Linked DNA regions of Homo sapiens: region 1 is linked to region 2. Evidence: chromatin contacts called from ENCODE Hi-C or POLR2A ChIA-PET data. All regions are on one chromosome and are shown on one strand. Each heading gives the region's core, a stretch centred on a gene start or an enhancer-like site at or near the end of the contact. The rest is flanking DNA. Distances are from core to core; before and after follow the strand shown.

Region 1 (6,738 bases), core at 1,748-4,247, 120 kb before region 2:
CTGTGGGCTACCATGGTGGGGAGCATATAGGCTAGGCTAGGATTCTGCCCCAGGTACCTGGGCTCTCAGCTGGCCAATTCTGGGGCCCAGCCCTGCTGAGGGAAGCCCCTCTCCCCTCCCCTGATGGTTCCTGCCCTGCAGACCAGGAGAGGGGCCGGGCCCTGCTGTCTGCCAGGTCTGGGAGTCCCTCCAGCCAGCTGCCTAATGTGGATGAGCAGGTTCAGGCCTGGGAGAGCCGGCGGCCCCTCATTCAGGACCTGGCCCAGAGGCTGCTGACTGATGACGAGGTGCTGGCTGTCACCCGCCACTGCTCCCGGGTAAGCCTTCATCCCATCCGCAGCCCTGGCACACGGTCCTTCAGTCACCCAGCCCATCATTCATTCAGGCCACTGTCCACTGACCAGTGTCTGGGCTTGACACCAGGAGGCTAGTGGTCAGTAAAATCAGAAGTCACTCCTGTCACACACACACACACACACACACACACATCTGCCAGCTCACAGGAAGAAGAGCTAGAAAATCACTAGAACCTAAACGCCCATGGTGATGAGTCACATGAAGAGCTGAAGAAAAAGAACATGAGACGGTAACCCAGGAGACACACATTAGATGGTGTGGGCTGGGAGGCCCTCCTAGAGGAGGTGATATTTAAGCTGAGAAGAGAAGGAGCGGACAGGTGCCACGTGGGGAAAGTGAGTCCCTGCAGTCGCCTGCCTCTGCCCTCTGCAAGCCTCCATCCTTCACTGCATGCCACCCTCTGCTCCTAGGTCAGCCAGTAAGCCTGGCTTCATGCCAGGTCCTCTCCCCTGTTGCCCAAGTAAGTAATCCTTTGCCTCCCCCAACACCTAAACTGTCGTTCTCTGTTCTCTTCCACTTCAAAAAGAACCAGAGCGCCCCAGGGTGGAGAGAGAGTCAGATTTGAAGGAGTCTCTGGGGCCCACCTGTTGGGGAGGCTGTGGGGCACAGGTCACTCACTCCAGGACTGGCAGGTCCTCTCCTGTCCCTGTCTCAGGAAGGCCTGTGTGTGTACACTGGGCTCTTTGTGAGGAGTCTGCACACTGTGTGTGAGGGCGAGCTGGGGGGTCTTGAAAAATTGTTTGTGGATTCCCTCACCCTTCATCTTACTCAAAGTGGGGCTGTGTTGTATGTCTGTGTGGTGTGTGCACTGGCGTGTCTGTGGGGTACCTGGTTTGTACTGATATGACTGCATGATTGTGTGTGTGTGTGTGCATGTGAGCAAGCACGTGTCTGGCTAGCGTGTGTGTGTGTGTGTGTGTGTGTCCATGCATTGTCACCTGGAGACTGAGACATGGTCATTTATGCATCCTGTTATCAAGGCCCGGTTTGCAGCAGAGCTGCAGATAGGGGTGTGTGCTGGGGGAAGCTAAGGGGCTTTGGGCTAAACTCAGAAAGTGTCACCCTTAGCTCCCAGCGCTAAGTAGGGCAGCGTGTACCAGCCTCCAGTGGGCCGGCAATGCAGGCTTTGGCCACGAGGTGGGGCTCTGGGTCTGTCTCTTTGGAGGCTCCTTTTCCCTCATCCCTCCCTTCTCCTCTGCCCAAACCTCCCACTTGTGCCCCCATACCACCTGCCGAGCTCAACCACCACCCAAACCTGACCCAAGCCCCCCACACCAAGAGATCAGACCCTCTGCGATGGAGCCCTGGCTGGAGTGATGAGTAAAGTTCTCCTAGTGACTGGGGCATGTAGCCCTGAACTCCAGGCTTCCCTTCTCTCCCCATGTGAGCCATCTCTCTACAGCTGCCAGACCAGGAATCAGAAACCCCTGTCTGGTTGGCCAGGCACGGTGGCTCACGCCTGTAATCCCAGCACTTTGGGTGGCCGAGGTGAGCGGATCACCTGTAGTCAGGAGTTCGAGACCAGCCTGTCCAACATGGTGAAACCCCATCTCTACTAAAAATACAAAAAAAAAAAAAAATAGCTGGGCATGGTGGTGGGCGCCTGTAATCCCAGCTACTCGGTAGGCTGAGGCAGGAGAATCGCTTGAACCCTGGAGGTGGAGGTTGCAGTGAGCCAAGATCGTGCCATTGCACTCCAACCTGAGAACAAGAGCGAAAATCCATCTCAAAAAAAAAAAAAAAAGAAAGAAAAGAAACCCCTGTCTGATCGCTGTACACTCCCCAGGCCACCTGGTGACCCATTGTCTTTGGCAGAGGTGACCCATTGTCTTTGGCTCTCACATTCGAGGTCCTCCCAGATTCAACTCCCTAACCCACCAACCTCCACTTTCCCACGGCCGCCGCATAGGTTTATACAGGTTACAACCTGCACAACCTCAGAGACGCTACTCATATAGTCACAGCCTGTGCAGCAGCCCTGCAGGGAGGCTCTTCATGGACCCCATGGCCACGTTTAAACCACTATCTACTCGTTTTTCCACACCACCTTTGCAACACTTTCTTCCCAACTTTTGTGCTGTTCCCTACGTCTATCTTCTAAGAGTCAGTCAAAATACCACCACCTCCATGAAGCCCACTGGGATCTTCCCACCTTCCTCTGAGACTCCCTGTGCCCCATTGCCCATGGTTTGTAGTTCACCAGGGTATGTGACTCATCTTCCCCTCGCTCCCACTAGACCCAGTTCCTGAAGATCTGAGACAGGATCATTGTGCCCCTGCTGGCCAGTACAGGGCCTGGCACTTAGTAGGTACCGAATCCAAGTCCATGGACTTAAAGCGTGTGCACATATGAGGCTGGTTCTGCACCACATGTGTCTCTCCAGACAAAAGGGAATGTATTATTGATATGTGTATGTGTGAGTCGCTGTAACTGTGTGTGGTTTGGGGCCACACACATCATTTGTATTGTATTTATTTCCAGATATTTATGAATGACTCACTCTGACCACCAAGGCATGCTCTGTCTCTGTGCCTGTGCCCATAGAAAGTGTTCTATGCGTGCGTGTCCCTGACTCAGTCTCCCTCTTGCCACGAGGGGGCGATGTGCTGTCCAAATGGGATGGCTCCCAGTGTTCAGGTCTTCAGAGTCAGTGGGGTGTGGCTGGTGGCATCCGGGCAGTGCCAGGCAGAAGGGGCTCCACCCCGCCCCCCTCCAAGGGAACTGATTGGAGAGGCCCTTCCCCAAGGCTCCTATTCTAGCCCCGAACAAAGCCTAATTTGTAGGTCTGTGTGCAGACATATGCTGGGACAGCCAGGCACACAGCCTAGAGTTTGGCTCAAATTCCTTCCTTCTGCCTGGGATGTGGGGGTGGGGAGGAGAGTCCACTCCCTGCACATCCTTTTCCGGCACCAGAGCAGGCAAGAGTTAGACTTCCCGGGTTCCAGTCCCTCTTCACACTTCCTTATCTGTGTGGCTTTGAGTGAAGTCCTTCTCTCTGAGCCTGTTTCCGCATCTGTAAAACGGGAATAATTAATGCCATTTCTCAGGGTGGTTGCTGAGAGACAGTATGTAAAAGGCTTAGAAAAGTGTCTGTCCCAAAGCTGTTATCGATGCTGTTGCCATTTATTGCAGGTCTGTTATTACTGCAGGCTTCCACCCTGTCACCAAGATCAGACCACCCTGTGGCAGCTGGGGGTGGAGTGAACCTTTCCCAAGGCACGCAGGGCTGGATAGGTCCCTACATGCGTAGAAGAAACACCTGCATGCCCTGGTGTCCCCCTCACTCAGCTCTGGAAGCCCCCACTGCTGTCTGACCTGTGCTGCCTCTATCTGCAGTATGTGCACGAGGGAGGCATAGAGGACCTGGTGAGGCCCCTGCTGGCCATCCTCGACAGGCCGGAGAAGCTGCTACTGCTGCAGGACATCAGGTGGGAGGAGGTTGCAGAGAGGGCTTGGGGGCAGGAAGGGGATCCCTGGTACCACCCCCAACCTCCCGAGGGCTGAAGGGCATCCTGGCACCTCCGGAACTGAAATCCTGCCTGCCCCTCCCACCCCTGCTGTCTCTCGCCCTCTCCCAGGAGTGTGGTGGCCCCCACAGACCTGGGCCGCTTCGACAGCATGGTGATGCTTGTGGAGCTGGAGGCTTTTGAGGCCCTCAAGAGCAGGGCAGGTCAGCAGTGGGGGGCGGGGCTTCTGGGTCCTGAGCCCTGCTGGGGGTGGGGATGGGACCCCGTGGTGGAGAGGGCTGCAGAGATTGCCGAGCCCCTTGAGCTGCCTCCGTCCCGGAGCCTGGCGGGGTACCTTGCCGCTGACCTGTTCATCTCTCCAACCAGTCCGGCCTCCTGCTTTGAGACCAGCCCGGCAGGACACGCCACCCAAGCGTCACCTTATCACCCCCGTGCCTGGTCAGTCAGAGTCCCAGAGCCCAGGGAGGGGCACAGCCCTGGGGAGATTAGGGAAAGGAGGATGGGCCTTCTACTTCTTTCCCCACTAGGGGCAGTTGTGGCTTCCAGGCACATTGTGGTTCCCTGAAGGAAAGCTCTTGTCCACCAGAGCCATTTTATCACATCTGCTGGTCACCACCTGTACTATTACTTAATAGTTGGTTTGAAACCCACTCACTTTTAAAATCTAGTCTCATTCTATGCAGTAACCTCTGAGAAATTACGTTTGGTGTGCTAGTCGTATTTTTTCTTAGACACATTAAAATAGAACGGTAACGATTCCAGCAGGAAGCATTAAAATGTAATTCTAGGCCGGGCGCGGTGGCTCACGCCTGTAATCCCAGCACTTTGGGAGGCTGAGGCGGGTGGATCGCTTGAGGTGAGGAGTAGAGACCAACCTGGCCAACATGGCGAAACCCCGTCTCTACTAAAAATACAAAAATGACCTGGGCTTTTTGGTGCACGCCTGTAATCCCAGCTACTCCGGGAGGCTGAGGCAGGAGACTCGCTTGAACCTGGGAGGTGGAGGTTGCAGTGAGCCAAAATCGCGCCACCACGCCTGGGCAACAGAGTGAGATTCCATCTCAAATAAATAAATAAGCGATTCTAATAGAACATGTCTGTCTGCCTCCCCGGTGGGTGGGCCGCACTGCAGTGGTGCCTGAACAAACTCGGGCCTGGCTCTCACAGGCCCCACACAAACCAAAGCAAGGCCTGGGTCCTGGAGAGGGGAGGAGTGGGCAGCTGACCTTGGCGCTCTTCCCCAGACAGCCGCGGAGGCTTCTACCTGCTGCCGGTGAACGGCTTCCCGGAAGAGGAAGATAATGGGGAGCTGAGGGAGCGGCTGGGGGCCCTCAAGGTCTCCCCAAGTGCCTCTGCCCCTCGCCACCCCCATAAAGGGATCCCCCCTCTACAAGACGTGCCAGTAGATGCCTTCACCCCCCTCCGAATTGCCTGCACACCCCCTCCCCAGCTACCCCCCGTGGCTCCCCGGCCCCTGCGGCCTAACTGGCTGCTGACAGAACCCCTGAGCCGAGAGCACCCTCCGCAGAGCCAGATCCGGGGCCGGGCTCAGAGCCGTAGCCGCAGCCGTAGCCGCAGCCGCAGCCGCAGCAGCCGGGGTCAAGGCAAGTCTCCAGGTAGACGCTCCCCATCCCCGGTGCCTACCCCTGCCCCCAGCATGACCAATGGGCGCTACCACAAGCCTCGGAAGGCCAGACCCCCTCTGCCACGACCTCTGGATGGGGAGGCAGCCAAGGTGGGGGCCAAGCAAGGGCCCTCGGAGAGTGGAACTGAGGGGACGGCCAAGGAGGCAGCCATGAAGAACCCCAGTGGCGAGCTGAAGACAGTGACACTGTCCAAGATGAAGCAGTCCTTAGGTGAGTCCACGTGGGACTGGGCCCGGCAGAGGACACTAGGAAGCCTGGGCCTAGGAAAAGAATCTGGAGGAGTATTGGGCCAGGCGCAGAGGCTCACACCTGTAACCCCAGCACTTTGGGAGGCTGAGGCAGGCGGATCACTTGAGGTCAGGAGGTCAAGACTAGCCTGGGCTACATGGCGAAACCCCGTTTCCACTAAAAATACAAAAGAATTAGCCGTGTGTGGTGGTGGGCGCCTGTAATCCCAGCTACTCAGAAGGCTGAGCGGGAGAATCACTTGAACCCAGGAGGCGGAGGTTGCCGTGAGCCCAACTGAGGTTGCGCCACTGCACTCCAGCCTGGGTGACAGAGTAAGACTCTGTCTCAGCCGGGCGCGGTGGCTCACGCCTGTAATCCCAGCACTTCAGGAGGCCCAGGAGGGTGGATCACCTGAGGTCAGGAGTTCAAGACCAGCCTGACCAACATGGAGAAACCCTGTCTCTACTAAAAATACAGAATTAGCCTGACATGTTGGCACATGCCTGTAATCCCAGCTACTAGGGAGGGTGAGGCAGGAGAATCGGCTGAACCCGGGAGGCGGAGGTTGCGGTGAGCCGAGATCGTGCCATTGCACTCCAGCCTGGGCAACAAGAGTGAAACTCCGTCTCAAAAAAAAAAAAAAAAAAAAAAAAAGACTCTGTCTCAAAAAATAAATAAATAAAAGGGAATTTGGGGTATTGGGGTGCAGTTGGGTGGGGTCTAGATTTGAGGGGCTGGGATCTGGAGGATTTTGGAATGAGTTGAGATTTGAGTAGTAACAGAATGTAGGGATGTGGGAGAAGTTGGGGCCTTGGATTTGGGGATGGGATTCTAGGTTTCTCCAGGGAGCTTGCATTTTGGGGTCCGGCTGCACTCTCACACGGTGTTTCTCCCTGTCACTAGGTATCAGCATTTCTGGGGGCATTGAGTCCAAGGTGCAGCCCATGGTGAAGATAGAGAAGATCTTCCCTGGGGGGGCCGCTTTCCTCAGTGGGGCCCTGCAGGTGGGTGAAGCATGCCCTGGCCCACCCTCTCAGAG
Region 2 (6,955 bases), core at 486-2,985:
TTCATCTGACTATTAAGATTCCAACCCCTATTTTTCTCTTTTCCAGCTGACCCCCTGGAATTGACATTACCTCAGACCCTCTAATAAATCATCAGCTCTTTTTCCTATGTAAACAGACCCTCTGGGCTGTCTTCTTGTGTGATTCAGAGCTTTATGTAAATATTCTGGCAAGCTGGGTCAATATAAAATGTGGACGTGGGGCCGGGCATGGTGGCTCGTGCCTGTAATCCCAGCACTTTGGGAGGCAGAAATGGGAAGATTACTTGAGGCCAGGAGTTCGAGATCAGCCTGGGCAACATATCAAGACTTCCTTCTCTACCAAAAAAAAAAAAAAAATTAGCTGGGCATGACGGCATGCTCCTATAGCCCTAGTTACTTGGAAGGCTGAGGTAGGAGGATTGCTTGAACTCAGGAGTTTGAGGCTGCAGTGAGCTATGATTGTACCACTACACTCCAGCCTGGGTGACAGAGATTCTGTTTCTAAAATAAATAAATAAATACATACATAAGTAAATGAAATGTAGATACAATCATTTAAAGATATTGAGCACAGTGAGTTTTCATAAGCTGTGTTTAAATGGGAGGTAGCAATGGTACCAGCATAAAAGCCAGCTTTGGCCAGGTGCGGTGGCTCACTCCTGTAATCCCAGCACTTGGGAAGGCTGAGGCGGGCGGATCACTTAAGGACAGGAGTTCGAGACTAGCCTGGCCAACATGGTGAAACCCTGTCTCTACTAAAAAATACAAAAATTAGTCATACGTGGTGGTGGCCACCTGTAATCCCAGCTACTCGGGGGGCTGAGGGAGGAGAATCACTTGAACCCGGGAGATGGAGATTGTAGTGAGCTGAGATCATGCCACTGCACTCCAGTGCACTCCAGCCTGGGCAACAGAGTGAGATTCTGTCTTAAAAAAAAAAAAAAGCTAGCCTTTCCCGGGCGGAGGATGCTCACTGGAACACAGAGCCGGACAAAAAGTGGCCAGTTGGCAGCAAGGAGACTACAATGTTTGGAGAGGAGGGGTATCAGGTGGTGATGGGGGACTTTGATGGGCTGAGGGGACTTCTCTGAGTGGAGAATTCATCAGGGGCTGGTGCTTCCTGAAGACAAAGGCTGCTGGGGCCAACTGGGATTTACTGGGCTTTAGCTAATCCTTGGTTTGGAGACACACAGATTACCTGTCTGGCCTATTTGTTAATGTGTTATACAGAGATGAAAACCCAATAAAAGAGAGGCCTGGGAGAACAGAACTCCTGTGAGGTGAGAGGCCCCCTCCCCAATGTAAAGCTGATGGCCACTCTGAGTGGGTCTTGCTTGATGGATAGTTGGCTACCCAAGGAGAGAGAGAGGGAGGGAGGGAGAGAGGGAGAGAGAAAGGAGAGAGAGTTGAAAGGGAGGGTAGCACCCAGTGAGGGCTTCCAGTAACCATTTCAGAAAGGAGTCGATGGCACAGATGGGAGAACTGCAAAAAAAATTTAAAAAGAAAGAAAAAAAGACAAACCAAAAATAAAGGAGTCAAGAGGCAGGCGGGGGAACCAAACCTTGTTACACCTGTAAGATTCTTGATTATGTGTGGCTTCCTCAATCGTGTTGTTTATATTTTCCACGTCTGTTTCCATGGTGATTAGCAGTAAATCAGTAGCAGCAAAGCAATAAAAGCTTTAAAATAAAATGTATTTGTCTTTGGGGAGCAGCAAGAAAGGAGGAGCTGGGGAGGCTGGCAAAGGTACCTCCCCAAGGAGAGGAAAGCAGGCTGGTTCCAGGACCCACTGCAAGAAGGTGAAGGAGATCTAGACTTGGCAGCAAGCTTGGGTGGAGGAGGATCCTTGGGGCTTATTTAAAAAACAACTACAACAACGAAAACCCCAGCCCTTCTATTATTTTGCTTGTCCTTCCATTGTGGCATTTATTTCACACCTACTTGGAGATAATAAATTACCCTGTGGTCTGGGTGCGGTGGCTCACGCCTGTAATCCCAGCATTTTGGGAAGCTGAGGCGGGTGGATCACTTGAGTCCAGGAGTTTGAGACCAGCCTGACCAACATGGAGAAACCCCGTCTCTACTAAAGCTACAAAAACTAGCCGGGCATAGTGGCACACGCCAGTAGTCCCAGCTACTTTGGAGGCTGAAGTGAGAGGATTGCTCAATCAAGCCCAGGAGGCAGAGGTTGCAGTGAGCTGAGACTGAGCCACTGCACTCCAGGCTGGGTGACAGAGTGAGATTCTGTCTCAAATAAATAAATATGTAAATAATCCTGTGATCATTTGCTTTTATATTTTCAGCTAGATGTAAGAATGAAACCATGTCTCACGTGTTCCTATATTCCCAAGCAGCTGATACAGAACAGGGCATGTTTCAAGGGCTCAATATATTTTTCTTTCTTTTTTTGGTTAAAAAGAATCTTACTTCTATATACATATGTATAATGCATAAATGTGCCCTTTTTACTTCCTCTTTTTGCTTGGCTTCCTCCTCCCCATCTTCTCAAAGTCATACAATCATATGCAAATAGAATGCACACATACATATATAGATTTTTTTGTCTATATATATTTCAAAAAATATGATTATATGATATTATACACTTTTCTGCCACTTGCTTTTTTTTTTCCCTCAACAATACCTTGGAAATCTACCAAGCAAACTTCTGCAATACAATCTCATTCTTTTTTTTTTTTGAGATGGAGTCTCACTCTGTCGCCCAGGCTGGAGTGGAGGGACAAGATCTTGGCTCACTGTGGCCTTGACCTCCCAGGTTCAGGTGATCCTCCTACCTCAGCCTCCTGAGTAGCTGGGACTACAAGCACAAGCCACCATGCCTGGCTAATTCTTTGTATTTTTTTTTATAGAGATGGGGTTTTGTCATGTTGCCCAGGCTGGTCTTGAACTCCTGTACTCAAGCAATCAGCCTGCGTCAGCCTCCCAAGGTGCTTGGATTACAGGTGTGAGCCACCATGTCTGGCCCGTCATTCTTTTTAATAGCCAGAGGTGTGGCTGTGCTATATATAACTTATTCAAGGTGTGGCTCAGCTGGAGCTCCTGGATTTCTGGAGCTGATTGTTCACATTTCTTTCCAACCTGGCACTCAGTGACATCAGGCTGGTAGCTTGAAATGAGGCATGACGGGAATATTCACATCATAGAAATCTGCAAACACTGCAAACCAGGGCTTTTTCCTGGTTTTAACTAGCATACCACTCGGTGCCTATTACTGGGTTTTAATTTGTTTCTGTCTTTTTTCCTCAGGGATGGGGAGAAGAATGGCCAGTACAAACAATCCTAATATGTATGTGTGTGTGTGTGTGTGTGTGTGTGTGTGTGTGTGTGTGTGTGTGTGTGTGTACGTATGTATGTATAATCTCTTGGCATTTGCTCTTCTATGGGATATAAGAGTGTGATTGATGGGTCAAAGGGAATATATATTTTCAATTTCTAAAGATGTTTCCAGATTATAGAGGGTTGTGGAAATTTGCATTTCTACCAGCAGTATAAAAACTGTTTTCCTTCTATCCCTGTCAGCAATGGAAATTACCCTCATTTTAATTTTTGCTAGTCTAAAAGGTATAAAATAATATCTCATTGTATTTTAATTTGCATCTCTCTGAATACTAATAATTTTGAGCTTCTTTCCCTATGTGTGTTGACCATTTAAATATGCTCTTTTGTGAGGTGTCTGTTGATGCCCTTTGCCTATTTTTCTATTATTTGTATCCCTTTTGTCCGTTTATAAAATCTTTTTATTTTTAAAAAATCATCTGTCCTATACATTACAAATATTTTCTCCCAAATCTGTTGTTTGTCTACTGACTTTGTTTTATCTTTTGCCATACAAAAGTGTTTTTTAATTGTTATAAGGTAAAATAAAATGTGTCTATATTTTCTTTTATAGCTTCTGGATTTCCAGTCTTGGTTTACAAAGCACCTCCCTTCCTGCCTCCATATTGAACATGTAGCCTCCTAAATTTCCAAGTTGTTATTGTCTTATTTTTTACATTTGTTTTTAATCTATATGGAGTTTATATTTGTATGTGGTATAAAATAGGAGTCCCATTTTATTTTCTTCCAGATGGAAGTTGTCTTGGTGCCATTTATTAAATAATCCATTCTTTCATGGAATTGAAACACGAAGTATGTCATATAGTAAATTTTCATGTATATACTTGGTCTATTTCTGGGTTCTCTATTTTATTCCAGTGATCCATTTATCTATTCCCATGCCAATACCAAATTGATTTAATTACGGTGGTTTTATAGTACATTCTGTTGTCTAGGAAGACAAGTCTCACCCTTTATGTTTCTTTTTTTAACATATTTTTTGCCATTCTAAAGCATTTATCCTTCTATATAATTTTAGGATGATTTTATTTAATTTTTCCTCCAAATCAAAACTTTTTTGTTATCTAATTAGAATTGTATCAAATGTGTCCATTAATTTTGGAAAAGTTGACATTTTCATCAATATTCTTTTATCCATTCCAAATATATTTACTGAGTACCTACTTTGCAACAAGCTCTGGAGATACAGCAGTGAAGAAGACAGACATGGTCCCTACTGTCTTTGAGTCCAGGTTGTTTTGTTTATAAATAAGTGGTCCAGTAATTCCACTCTTGGGTGTATACCCAACAGCAATGAGTGCTAATAACAACAAAACCAGGTGCAGTGGTGCACATCTGTAGTCCCAGCTACTCAGAGGTAGAGGCAGGAGGATCACTTGAGGCCAGGAGTTTGAGGCTGCAGTGCATCATGATCATGTGGGAGAATAGCCACTGCACTCCAGCCTGGGCAACACAGTGAGACCCCCATCTCTAAAAGAAAAAAAATGAGTGCTAACATCCACCATGAAACAGACACAAGAGTATTCATAGCAGTTTTATGCATAATAGACAAAAACTGGAAGTAACACAAATGTTCCAACAGTAGAATGCATAAATTGTGGTATATTTCTACAACGGATTACCACACAAGAGTGAAAAAGAATGAACTATTGATTCCCACAACACCATAGATGAATCTCACAGATATATTGAGCATGAGAAGGTAAACACAAAAGAGTATATACTAAGTGATTCCATTTCTTTTTTTTTTTTTTTTTTTTGAGATGGAGTCTCACTTTGCTGCCCAGGCTGGAGTACAGTGGTACGATCTGGGCTCACTGCAAGCTCTGCCTCCCGGATTCACACCATTCTCCTGCCTCAGTCTCTTGAGTAGCTGGGACTACAGGTGCCTGTCACCATGCCCGGCTAATTTTTTTTTTTTTTGTATTTTTAGTAGAGATGGGGTTTCACCGTGTTAGTCAGGATGGTCTCGATCTCCTGACCTCGTGATCCGCCCACCTCGGCCTCCCAAAGTGCTGGGATTACAGGCGTGAGCCACTGCACCCAGCCAAGTGATTCCATTTCTATGAAACTTAAAAAACAGGCAAAACTTATTTAGAGAGAGGGTAGAATGTGGCTACTTTTGGGAGGTGGATGCATATTGACTGTGAGGAGACACGAGGGAATCTTCTGGAATGGGGGTCATGCTTCACATTCGATCTGGCTGGTGGTTACATGAATACACATACAGTATACCTTCATCAAGCCAGACACTGTGAACCATCCATTTTACTGTCTGCAAGTTGTACTTCAATTAAAACCAAAAAGGATAAAGGTAAACTTTTCCACACAGAATTCCCCCCTCCACATCAGGGTGCCTAGGATAAGCAGCCATCCATCTGTGGACCTCTGTCTTATGCCTTCTCCATCTCTGAAACACTGAGTTTTCTAGTGCTTTCTAGGCTGGGCTATTGCAATCTGGAATCTACAGCAGCTGCTGCTCATATCATCATTTTCCAGCCCTCCTTTAAAAAACGCATTAAAAAAAATCTTGATGGACTACAGTATTGTGGAAAAGCAACAGACCTGGACCAGCGAGCTCAGACTCCCTCTCCCCGACTGGTCAATGAGAAACCCTGGGTTTATGTGCCTTACCCCCAAAAGAGTTATAAAGTTTAGTAAGTGCCTGGAAAGCAGGCAAGACTCTGCGATGCAATCTGGATCACCCATTACCAATTTGCTTTGCTCATCCACCGTAGTGGCTGGGCCTTATGCTTCCTAGGGGAAAATGAGCAGTTTGAATGCCTGCCCCCTCCTTCTCTCCTCTCCCATCTTATCCACTCTCCTCCCTTTGTTCTCCATTAATGTGTTCTCTAATGTGGGGGTGCCCATATTTGTGGCTATTTGGGGAGAAAACTTTGAGCCAAACTTGGGGCTTCACACATAACCCCAAGTTGTAAGCATGCGATGTAGCCTGCAGAGGTTACAAAAGGCAGATTACCATGTGGTGCTGCGGTTGCAGTTATTTCATGCCATTTTGTATTTCCGCTCTCTAGGGTAGTGACTCACTGCTTTCCAGTTCAATGTGAGGACATGTCCCACAGTGTTGACTGCCTGATGCTCCTGGAGGACATTCCTAACCCACCACTCACCAAGTTATTAGAAATCTAACTCCGAAATCACTAATCCCCAAATAGCCTCTATTCTCTCAACTGCTGGCTTCCTTGCTTTGATTTTATGCACAGTAGTTCTAAACTCAAGGCCAAAAATTCTACCCCATGCCGAGCCACTTTCAAAGGAGAACCAATATGCTAGGACTAGAGGGGGATTTGAATAGCAGCTAATTGTCAGTTTGTCTAGTGAATAAAGCTTCCTCTCTCCCCTGAGCAAGCTGGTTATTTGTTAAAGTTTGCTGGGGTTTTGGAGCACCTCACTGTTAGGGGCAGTTCAAACTCAGCAGTTTTAATTATTAATCAGGTCAAAGGCTGATGACAATTTTTCCTCTCTTCAGGGGAGGGTCTTGAGAGTTCACAGGAGGGGATGTCCAAGCCCTGTCCTGTGACGGGGTGGAAAGGAAGGAGAGAGGGAAACAATTCAAGTCAGACCAGTCCCGAGTTCCTAATGGTTCCTTTGCCCTAGA

What was found. Hi-C counts contacts between places; a loop is a spot of excess contacts on that map. ChIA-PET counts read pairs that join two places held with the same protein, here RNA polymerase II (POLR2A). Pooled maps may share reads with other maps.
Region 1: a loop to region 2 is called in a pooled map, with 3 times the contacts of the local background. The contact joins two enhancer-like sites. A Hi-C loop is called at or near these places in 1 of 168 maps with a recorded cell type or tissue (PC-9) and 2 of 50 pooled maps. POLR2A ChIA-PET finds 5 or more read pairs at or near these places in 4 of 52 experiments (AG04449, HEK293T, IMR-90 and 1 more).

What each region holds. Positions count from the first base shown.
Region 1 is chr10:101,009,215-101,015,952 of GRCh38, reverse strand. PDZD7 (PDZ domain containing 7) reads left to right here. Exons shown (of 17, transcript NM_001195263.2): 11 at 142-317; 12 at 3,695-3,786; 13 at 3,937-4,028; 14 at 4,192-4,263; 15 at 5,070-5,681; 16 at 6,603-6,703. Among named protein-coding and RNA genes, the nearest start is that of LZTS2, 13 kb to the right of the region's middle. RefSeq lists enhancers at 1,662-1,711, 2,680-2,809, 6,314-6,738. Within about 2 kb of position 2,997, at least 22 of the 41 ENCODE cell types and tissues checked have a DNase peak (open chromatin) inside an H3K27ac peak, as active enhancers do.
Region 2 is chr10:100,890,276-100,897,230 of GRCh38, reverse strand. No RefSeq gene overlaps it. Among named protein-coding and RNA genes, the nearest start is that of SLF2, 19 kb to the left of the region's middle. RefSeq lists enhancers at 6,225-6,519, 6,044-6,955. Within about 2 kb of position 1,735, at least 2 of the 41 ENCODE cell types and tissues checked have a DNase peak (open chromatin) inside an H3K27ac peak, as active enhancers do.